2 separate regions of the Homo sapiens genome follow, and region 1 is linked to region 2. A link is a loop called in an ENCODE intact Hi-C map of the cell type or tissue named here. Cell type or tissue: heart left ventricle. All regions are shown on one strand. Each heading gives the region's core, and the rest is flanking DNA. Links, peaks and the distances in the headings are about the cores only. Region 1 has its middle 230 kb from the start of DEPDC1. Region 2 has its middle 130 kb from the start of DEPDC1.

What was found. Hi-C counts contacts between places; a loop is a spot of excess contacts. Peaks named below come from ENCODE experiments on the same cell type or tissue, not always from the same donor. Only the 100,000 strongest peaks of a DNase experiment are listed, where the experiment ranks them.
Region 1: a loop joins it to region 2, with 13 times the contacts of the local background. A loop is called at or near these places in 11 of 110 quality-filtered maps.

The regions. Positions count from the first base shown.
Region 1 is chr1:68,722,390-68,727,778 of GRCh38, reverse strand. No RefSeq gene overlaps it. Among named protein-coding and RNA genes, the nearest start is that of DEPDC1, 230 kb to the right of the region's middle. In heart left ventricle, for the core only: no CTCF peak of the experiment used is centred there; a DNase peak (open chromatin) is centred at 2,318; H3K27ac peaks cover 277 bases.
Region 2 is chr1:68,622,952-68,628,340 of GRCh38, reverse strand. No RefSeq gene overlaps it. Among named protein-coding and RNA genes, the nearest start is that of DEPDC1, 130 kb to the right of the region's middle. In heart left ventricle, for the core only: no CTCF peak of the experiment used is centred there; no DNase peak of the experiment used is centred there; H3K27ac peaks cover 1,269 bases.

The DNA of each region.
Region 1 (5,389 bases), core at 120-5,119, 100 kb before region 2:
AAATCTGGCAAATCTCAATTGAAATTAACAATCCATTATGTGTATTAATATTAAAGGCAGCTGGCCATAAAAGAGCAATATAGATTTTATAAAGTATCAGGACTTACTTAATTGCATAAATATTGTTTGTCTCAAAGTAGTTACACCTAATATAAGGAACAATGAAGTAGTGATTGCTTTAAAAAATAATGTGATGGGTTTCAGCTTCTGGAAATAGCCGAATAGATCCTAACAAACCAAACCTCCTGCCAATAACAACTATAAATTCTGGGCAAAATATAATTTCAGTATCCATAAAAAGGAATGAGATCATGCCTTTTGTGGGAACATGGATGGAGCTGGAGGCTATTATCCTCAGCAAACTAACGCAGAAACAGAAAACCAAATACCACATGTTCTCAGATATATGTGAGAGCTAAATGATGAGAACACAAGGACACATAGTGGGGAGCAACACATTGGGGTTTGTGGGAGGGCCTGGAGATGGGAGGAGGGAGAGGAGCAAAAAAATAACTATTAGGTACTGGGATTAATTCTCGCATGATTAAATAATCTGTGCAACAAACCCCCACGAAATGAATTTACCTATGTAACTAACCTTCACATGTAACCTTGAACCTGAAATAAAAGTTTTCCAAAAAACTTCCTGGAGGCACTGGAGAATGAACAAAAGCAGGCAGATAATGGGTAAGAGGAAGGGCAAATTTTTGGAAGAAGGGAATAGCATAAGCGAGTTTCCCTTTTTAATAGAAATTTAGGAAACTGAGGGCAGGCCCTAGTCAGTTTAAATGGGGATATTAAAAAAAAATACACTGTTTTACCAACAAGATGAGCCAGGAATATGATGCTTATAGCGTAATATACAGAGAACACTCAAAGACTGAAGAATTCATGAGATATTTTTAAAGGGGATAGGTTGATGAAATAATCGTACAAAAGTGACATTGATTGTTGTGGACCTACTAAACATTAAGCATTGTGAAAAAATACCAAGTTAAATCTGGCACTGGTTCCACCCTCAAGTAGCTTATGGTAGGTAATAGATTACTGATCAATCCTATCAGTAAGGTACAGATTAAATTCTGTGAGCTTTCAGAGGAATAGATCAAACAAGGTTTTGGACAGATGAAAATCTGAGATGTCCTAAACGATGAAAAGTTTTGGATTTTGTAGAGAAAAGGGGAAGGTTATTGCAGGAGGAAGGACCAGCATAAGGAAAAGTTGAAGCAGTAAAAAGCAACTAGGAGACTGGGAATAGTAGGTAGTAAAATAGAATAGCTAGACCTGAGGATAAGTGAATGTTAGTAATAGGAAATTGTTTTGATAAGGTGGTTCATATCACTAAAAGCTTTTAATACCAACAACAAAAAGTGACCAAGATGCCCCCATCTCTTGAAACCCTAACATGCTTAAAAATTAACCGCTAGAAAGGAATCTTTAATTATTATGATTTTTAAGGAACTCATATCTCTAAATAGAGAAAAAGATAATAAAGTAGCTATGATTTAAGTAAAGATGTAAAAGAAAAAATTGTTATTAGATTTAAATCATACAAAAATATAGTCTAGTGATGAGTGACATTAGGAAGAAAGAGTTACATATATAAAGAAGAAAATTTTTAAAAGATAATATATAGGAGGTATGAACTAGAGGGCACAGACCTCTTCCAAAATCTTGACCAGAAACATCAGACAGAGAAACATTGTCCACTCAAGTCTGAGAGCACGTGATAGGTTTGTTCCACATGAGCCTTATACCTGTAGATGTGAGCCAAGGATAGAGGGAAAGAAAGCAGGAGAAATAAATATTCCAGTGTACCAGGAAATTAATCATTCCAGAGAAAATAATCAAATAGTATAAAAAAAAATTTCCCTCAGAAGACTTACAAGATACTGCATAATTTAGGTCACCTAAACAGCCTAAATAATCCACGTCTGATGTTTTCAGGTGCTTTCTGGTTATTGCTGCAGATCTCATTCCTGAATTAAAAGCACAATAATATGTTTATTTGTGGGGTACCTACATTTTAATGCTGCCTACTCAGTCTCTTTCTATTTTATGTTCATTACTACACAGAAGATACCTCTTCTGTAAGGCATCCCAGACAGTTTTGTTTTTACACACACACACACACACACACACACACACACACAGTATTGTTCTGGGGGTGTTACTGCTACTGAACAGGGGAGTCATGACAAGCAGAGCATATGATGACTGATAAACACTGTCTAATGGAATTACCTCTCGAGAAATTGTGGGTAATCTAATGAAACTGTTTGTTACAAACAGTCCAGGCACCTCCATGGTGGCACGATGCCCAGTTTCTCCATTGCCAGGAAACATCCATTCTCAGGGGTGGGGGAAGGAAGGGATCTGGTTAGCAAGGTCTGCTGATTTTCCCCTCTGTCTCAAATGCCTTCTCTTTGACATAGGTATTACTGTAACTTCAGGGATGCCATTAGGGGGTAACAGATATATATATCAGCAAAAGAAACTATGATCACCTTTTTCTGAAGACTAAATCAAACAAAAGTCAACCACATACACAAAGAACCCCAAACACACAGACATAGTCTGTGCCTCTCTAAGTTACCCAGAGATCTCCATCTAAAGAAGGCAGTGTGGTGGGTCTCTGCCTTCCCCTGCCATCTAGTGCTAACATAAAATGATTGTCTTTTATTTTGTGTTTAATTTTAGAAATATTTTCTTAGCTTGCAAGATTTAATTCAAGAGCCTCCTCCTCTATTATGCCATTCTAAACCTGTGTGTATCCATTTATGGGCAGATGGACATGTCCCCCAGTTTGTGCCGTGTATAAATAGATTCACTCCTATTGACAGAATTTTTTTTTTTTTTGAGACAGAGTATTGCCCTGTCCCCCAGGCTGGAGTTCAGTGGCACCATCTCAGCTCACTGCAACCTCCGCCTCCCAGGTTCAAGCAATTCTGCCTGTGCCTCCCAAGTGGCTGGGATTACAGGCATGTGCCACCATGCCCAGCTAATTTTTGTATTTTTAGTAGAGATGGGGTTTCATCATGTTGGCCAGGCTGGTCTTGAACTCCTGACCTCATGATCCACCCACCTTGGCCGCCCAAAGTGCTGGAATTACAGGCGTGAGCCACCGTGCCCAGCCTTGACAGACTTTTTTAAATGTCAATTACCTACCTCCCTCCTTGGATATCTCAATGTTATTCACATTTTGACAACATGAAACAAATAAATACAATAGGAAACCATAGATATCATGGTTCACATGTAAAGAGAACGCCACTTGAATCCCTTTTACTTGCTTTGTCCATGTGTCAGAACATATCATTAATCAATATTAGTGAGTTCAACCTTAATTTAACATGTATTGAGTGCAGTCCTAGGCACAGTGCTAGCAGTAGAGATTCACCAATGAGTGAAACACAATTTCTACCCTAAATGAGCTTAACAACTAGTGGAGAGTTGTAAGACAGAGAGGTAACACTATAAGGGCAGAGACTTTGTTATTGTTTAGGTAGTTCACTGATCCATTCCCCAAACCTAGAATAATGTCTGGCACATACAAGGTGAATGAATGAATAAATGAGGAAAGTACAGGAGGCTGTGACGGTGCATTGGAGAGGCAGTACTGGAGGGCTCACCACTGCTATACCTTCAGAATGCCACTCTGCCTGCTGGACTGGCCTTGCTATGTGTCCCTGAAACCACAGTCTCCTCACCTTGCACCATATACTAGCACTCAATATTTTTAGACACCTGTGCTGTCTGCTTTGCCCCTGAACACTAAGCATGACTATGCCTACAACATTACTGAAGGTACAGTACCATGATGACAATGATTATCAGGGAAAATTTGATAAGTAAGTATCAGCTTGAAAGCAAAAGGCAGCATGACACAATGGTTTCTACCACCTCTTTATTATGTGCCAGGCTTGAGTCATAGCCAAAAGTTTCAGTAGGTAGCAAAGAATTAGAGGATTTCATCATGTCTGCCTGTAAGCTCTGTTTATCGTTTTAGTACATTTATTAATATATTAATACATGGGGTTGTATATTATAGAAGGGAACAATTTCCTTCCTGTATCCAAATTCCTTTGTATCCTGCAAAATAGGAAGTATTGAGAAAAAGCCTCTGTTATTCCCTACACCACCTCTCTTACTTTTTCCATAGGAAGAAATCATGAATTATTTAACTAAAGAGATTGTTAAAGAAGAAGTATGAGTGCACATAGCTCTACCCCTTTTTTGGCTCTCTTTGGAGAGAGCTTGCCCCTAGGAAGTACACATTCTTACTTCCTCGAGGGTGAAAGGTTACTCAGGCTAAGCAGGCTCTGTTCTTAAAGGAAAACATCGAAGTCTCTACCTTGTAACAATGTAGGTTAGTAACCTACCATAAAATCCTATGAAGATTACTGAGAGCCCATTTGAACCTCAGATGTAAATTAGATTCTCCATTAAATTTTAGTGGGAATCGGTGGATGATTTGACCCTAAGTGATGCAAACCCCCCAAATATGAGACAGTTCTCAGTTAATTTAAAAAGTTTGTTTTGCCAAGGTCAAGGATGCACACTTGTGACACAGCCTCAGGAGGTCCTGACGACATGTGGCCAAGGTGGTAGTAGTACAGCTTGGTTTCACACATTTTAGGGAGACATGAGACATCAATCAAAATGTGTAACATGTACTTTGGTTCAGTCCAGAAACGGGACAACTCAAGGTGAAGGCGGGACAACTTGAAGTGGGGAGGGGGCTTCCAGGTCATAGGTAGTTAGGAGAATTTGGTTGCATCTTTCAAGTTTCTGATTGGCCTCTCCAAATGAGGCAATCAGATATGCACTTATCTCAGTGAGCAGAGGGGTGACTTTGAATAGAGTGGGAGGCAGGTTTGCTCTAAGCAGTTCCCAGCTTAACTTTTCCCTTTAGCTTCCTGATTTAGGGGGCCCCAAAGTTTATATTCCTTTCACAGTGATGAAAGTATCTATTTATCATTTTTTTCAGAACGTGGAGAGGGGAGTATAATTAGTTAGTTGGCTTCCTTAGGATCCCAGTGCCAATGACCAGGAATCTAATATTAACTGAGCACTTACTATATACAAGCAGTTAATGCTGGGTAATGTTTATGTAATTTGATATTCCACTATTTTCCAAATGTAGAAACTGAGGTATAGAGGGATTACATGGGTCCAAAGTCACATAACAAATCTAGGGCAAGTCTGTATAAATGCAGAGCCTGTGCTCATTCCTTTATACCACTGTGCCTTCTATTTTTCTAATGTGCTAAAAACATCACTTGGCATATCATTTAGCTTAAGAGGCTGGGAGCAGGAGGGGAAGAAAAAGAATATTATATAAGAATTATATTAAATTTGAATTTGTGGGCAAGAGGTTCTGGGACAA
Region 2 (5,389 bases), core at 333-5,332:
AAAACAAAGTAATTTGATTATGTTTTCCTTCATACTGTTTTATCCTATAGAATAAAGTGCTACATTCTTATGGCTTTATCATTGCACATTGCTCCTGATTATATCATTATTATAAAATCCTTGTGCTGAAATTGCTTAGTCAAATCAAATTCAAAATGCTAAGGCTTTTGATGTGCATATCAATCACAGTGTCTTCAGTTACCATTTACTGAAAAAAAAAAAGCCTCAATCAATGGAATGGCTTAAATAAAGCCTTTTTAATGTATCTCATAAATACAGTCTAGAAATAATTCAGGTCACAGAATTGGTTTTCTCCAGTAGCACAACAATGCCACCAAGAACCCTGCTTGTTTTGGTCTCCTGCTCTGCCTACAGTGCTATGAGCCTCACAGATACAAAATGGGCTGCAAATTACTCTTAGAAGTACACTTTTACTCCTTGAGGCTCAGAAAATAAAACACATTTTCCCCAATTCTCAAACAAAAGGCCTAAACTTCACGTTGGATGAATTTGGGTCATGTGCTCATTCCTGAGTCAACTGCTTTAGCAAGGGAGTTAGATGGTATCATTAATAGTCCCACAAATACTATGAGTTCAAGTTTCCTCCAGCCTTCACTAACATTGAGAATTAATCTTTAAAAACCACAATAAAATCAAAAGCTGCCAACTTGGTAGGTAAAAGGAGTAGACCGTTATTCTCTTCTTTTTCTCTTTTTCTTCCCTTTCTTCCTTCCTTCCTTCTATTCATCAGTTTGAACTTTTCAGTGGTGAAAGCCTGGACTCTAAAATCACATGGTGTTTATTTGCATTTTGTTTCTCTGCATAGAGTTGTGTCATATTAGATAAGTTAGAGAAATTCTCTGCAAAACAAGAATAATAATAGTAGAGCCTCCTCCTTGGGGTTCTCATAAAAATAAAATAAAATAGTAATAAAAAACTGGTAAATGTTAGGTCTTATTAACAATTATAACATTATTTTCATAATTAAATTATTGTGAATTACATATTCATTCCTGTGCTCACTTTTCTGTTGGGAGTAGTCATTTTAACAGTAAAAAGAAGGCTTTATTTTGTTGTTTGAAGTATTTATTTTCTTATTTAAGACATGTATATTTCGGTACTCATATTTTCTTCATTCGTTAAAAGACAATGCCTACAGACCCTGGCCATGAGTGTCTGAAAAACTAGAAAGAGTAAAAAAATCAATCGTTGATGAGAGGGTGAGAAAATATTGGCTTAAATATTTTTGAACAAGAAATCCCTTTCCATCTCCCAAATACTTTGCAAATGAGGCACTGGTGTTAACACTATAGCTCCCTGGAATCTATACTAGACTTTCTTCACTATAGCATTTCAGATAAAAGTGCCAGCTATGATAGTTAAAGGAATGACAAATGCCAAAATGAGTTACCATAAAGACATTACAAGGGCTCACACCTGTAATCCCAGCACTTTGGGAGGCCGAGGCAGGCAGATCACCTGAGGTCAGGAGTTCCACATCAGCCTGGCCAACATGACGAAACCCTGTTTCTACTAAAAATACAAAAATTAGCTGGTTGTGGTGATTCATGTCTGTAATCCCACCTACTCAGGAGGCTGAAGCAGGAGGGTCGCTTGAACCTGGGAAGTGGAGGTTGCAATGAGCCAAGATTGTGCCACTGCACTCCAGCCTGAGCGACAACAGTGAGTAATAAACGTTATTTGTTAGACTTTTCATTAGTTCTAAAAATAATTAACTGTAAATCTCAGCCTCTTATAATATAAATATTTTTAACAAATAAAGGGAATGTTTTAGGGGGAAATATACATAATGAAAGAAGCTTCCCATTCACAAGTTATGAATACTCCTGTCCTGACATAGGAGGACTAGCTTAGTTTACAGGAACCTTATATGAAGCCCTCTCTCTAACTGGGAATAGAAATGACGATTTTTAGTTTGTTCAACATGTAGTGTGGTTCCTGTCTGAGTGGTGTTATTTCTGGCACCCTGATGAACCACTGTTAGGATTGGTCAAACAGGATCCAAGCCCCCTTCTTCCCTTTCAGATATTTTCTTCCTCTGGCATTGGTTAGGAGAAAGAGCCTCTTTCTTCCACTTTATCAGTTCTTTGATTCCTGACAAGTAAGGCCTATTGGAAACAAACTTGTTTTAGCTGTGCCCCTAAAATCTCCCACCCTGCCCCCTACATGCATGCCCCAGCTACATTTCCAATGGGTGTTGTTCAACCCTCATTCTTCCTTATCCCTCATGATATATAAATGGTGATTATGAAAAGCTCTCTATTGTGCAAATGGTCCTTATTGTCTTAAGCTTTTTTAAAAAAACCTGTCTTTTGAGAAAGTGGGAAGGTGTACCCTGTTCTCCAATATTTGGCAGTGTTCATTTTAACTGAATCACTTGTTAGGGCAAAATTGCTATAACCTATAATAAATGTTAAGATTGTCAGATGCATACTTATACTGAATTAATATTTTATAGCTCCTCAGCCCTGTGTGGGTTGGCTGTTCTACTGGAATGCTCTAGCACCATGGAAACGCTGGGAGATATTTTCTCTTAATTGTAAGAATGTTTGACAGATAACAGTACAGTGCCATGGAATTAAACTTTATTGCTGATGAATTCTGATTACTTTATAACCTGATTCTATTAGATGAGGTTTTGTTTTTGTTTTTCTTTTTAAGCATTGAAACACCTGTCCTTGTCCATAATCACTTTTTAAAGACTTAGTAAGTATTGTATTACCTATATAATTATCATCAGGTAGAGAAAGATATCCAGTTTTTTTAAAAATTAAAAATTATCTCCATTTTTTTAAAGCCCAACCTGTGAACTATGAATAAAATCTTTTTAGATAACTATTTCTTTAAAGAAGAAGAAAGAATCCTGCTAACATCTTTCTATGGCTAAACTATAATTTTAGTCACAATTATGTTAGCCTTAAATTCTAATGCTAAAAGATATTGGGATTTAGCTAGAAAAAAAATGTGTGATCCTAAAAACAAAATATATATGTATTATGCATTATTTGTTATTTATGTCTAAGAGAAACAGACTATGCTTCCATTCTTCCAGTCCAATGAAAAAAAATTCTTATTTTTCTAAGCTTAATACCTGTGAACCAGTTGACTCAGTCTTACCCTAAAACACTTTTGGCTCTTGTCAGTCAAGTTTATGATGGAACCTAAGCATCCTAATCCTTAGGCAGAGCTTCGTGGAAGAACAGGTAACTGCTAGGCTTGTTCTTTCTTGCTTGTCTCTTTTCTCAAAATCACTTAAGAAAGTCCAAGAAGCTGCTTATAGCCAACTAATTAAAGCCCTTTATTTTGTTCCTTCATGGTGCTGTGAAAAGCAATGGGAGGATTTCTCTCTGAGCTCTAAAACAATAAAGTCTTTCATTCATCATCTGCCCTCCCCTGGGGTCCCTCGTCAGCACCTGTCTTCACAGATCTGAGAAGTGGAGAGTAGCTAAGAAAGCAACATTCAAAATATCCAGTTGAAGATTGGTAGAGGAAACACGTGGCCACCTTAAAAATGTTTCTCCTACCACAGAGAGTTTACTAAGGAAAGAGATTTTTTTCCAGTTGGGAGTAACTGAAAAGGTTTGTAGCAAAGAAGACACTTAAGTAGGATGTGCACTTGTGCTTTGGGAGTAGCAAACCCAAGGTGGAAGGAGAAACTCAGCAAAATGTGGTAGGCAAAAAAATTGGTCCCTGGAAGTGTCTATATCTTAACCCCTACATTATCTTACTGGGCAAAAGGGACTTTGAAGAGTGATTAAATTAAGGGAATTGAGATGGGGAAATTATCCTGGATTATCTAAGTGGGCCCTAAACATGGTCACGGTCAGGATAGTTCTTCTAGGAGGGAGACAGGAGTGTGAGTCAGAGAAGGAGACAGGAGAACAAAAGCAGAGGTCAGAGTGATGCAATTGCTGGAATGTGGGCAGCCTCTAGATGCCAGAAAATGCAAACAGACAAATTCCCCACAGCACATCCAGAAGAAACACAGCTCTGCCAACACCTTGATTTTAGCCTACTGAGGCCCGTTTTCCGCTTCTGACCTCTAGAATTATAAGATAATAAACTTGCATAGTTTTAAGCCCCCAAATTTGTGTGTACTGTGGTTGCAGCAGCAATAGAAAACTAATACAAAAAAGTAAAGTGTGGGCTATTTGTGAAGAATATTAAATACTTCAGAGTAGACAGTGCGTAAGGACATTCAATGGAGGAAAAGATGGGAAGAATAATCACAAACAAGAATAAGGATAACATTTTGTTGTCCACTTAAAGTGCTTTCATAGTCATTGTTTTAAAAATATGATTCCCTTAACAACCTTTTAATCCAGGCATTATGATACTCTACAACTTCAAGATGAAGTAGCTCTGGCTCGTGGAAGCTAATTGCTTTGCCCAAGTTCACAGTTTGGTAAGCAGTAGAATTGGGCAGCAGCCAAGGTCTCCCAACTCCTCACCTCTTTCTCCTGCAGCACGTCACTCATTCATATCAGGGCAACTAAATTTAGAAGGGCTTCAATGTCAGGCCAAAAGGTGTAAAGTTTATTCTCCAGCAATAAATTAAAGGTTTTTAAGCATGGAATGACATAATTAATTAATACAACAGCATAATATAAAGTAGATCAGAGAGGGGTAGATAAAAATCTAGAGACAAGTTACACTAAAAGAATAATCCAGGAAATAGGAAAAGAAGGCCTGAACTAAAGCCAGCCAACAGAATGGAGAGAAGGTGGGGAGGGGATGGGGGCAGATGGAGAGAGAGACAAGAATTCATCATTTTGATTATTACCAATGAAAAAGTTATGATTTTCTAATATGTGCATATCTTTTAGACAACAAATTCGTGTACATTTAAATAGGATTTATAGATATAAATTATGATTTCCAAAATAAAAATTAAGCTTTTATACCTACATCAGACTATTTGACTTTTTACCTTTCCACTTCAGAAGATGGCAAAATTTTTGCTTAAAAAGATGAATCCCAATACCATATTTTTACAGTAATCCCTGACTTCTTTTTGTCTCATGAGGTCAACTATCTGATCACCAGTGAAAACTGAGAATAAAAAAGTGCCACTCTGTTATTCTCACAGTAATGGCCATATACTTTCTAAATCATCACCTTTCTGACAAGTATTTCTTGACCCCATCCATCTCTCACTCTATTACTTGTTTTCTATTCCTTTTGTATGCTGTTGTTAAGCTGCGAAAAATACCTTTGCATGGATGTCCTTGTTATATATCTGAAATATTTGCTGCTGCATTGTGACATATTATTTATTGCTGGTATTCATCGGTCAGTTCTCATCGTGCCCATTTTTCAATATTTGATTGCCTTTTATGACCTTGATTCCTAGAAGCTTTCATTAATT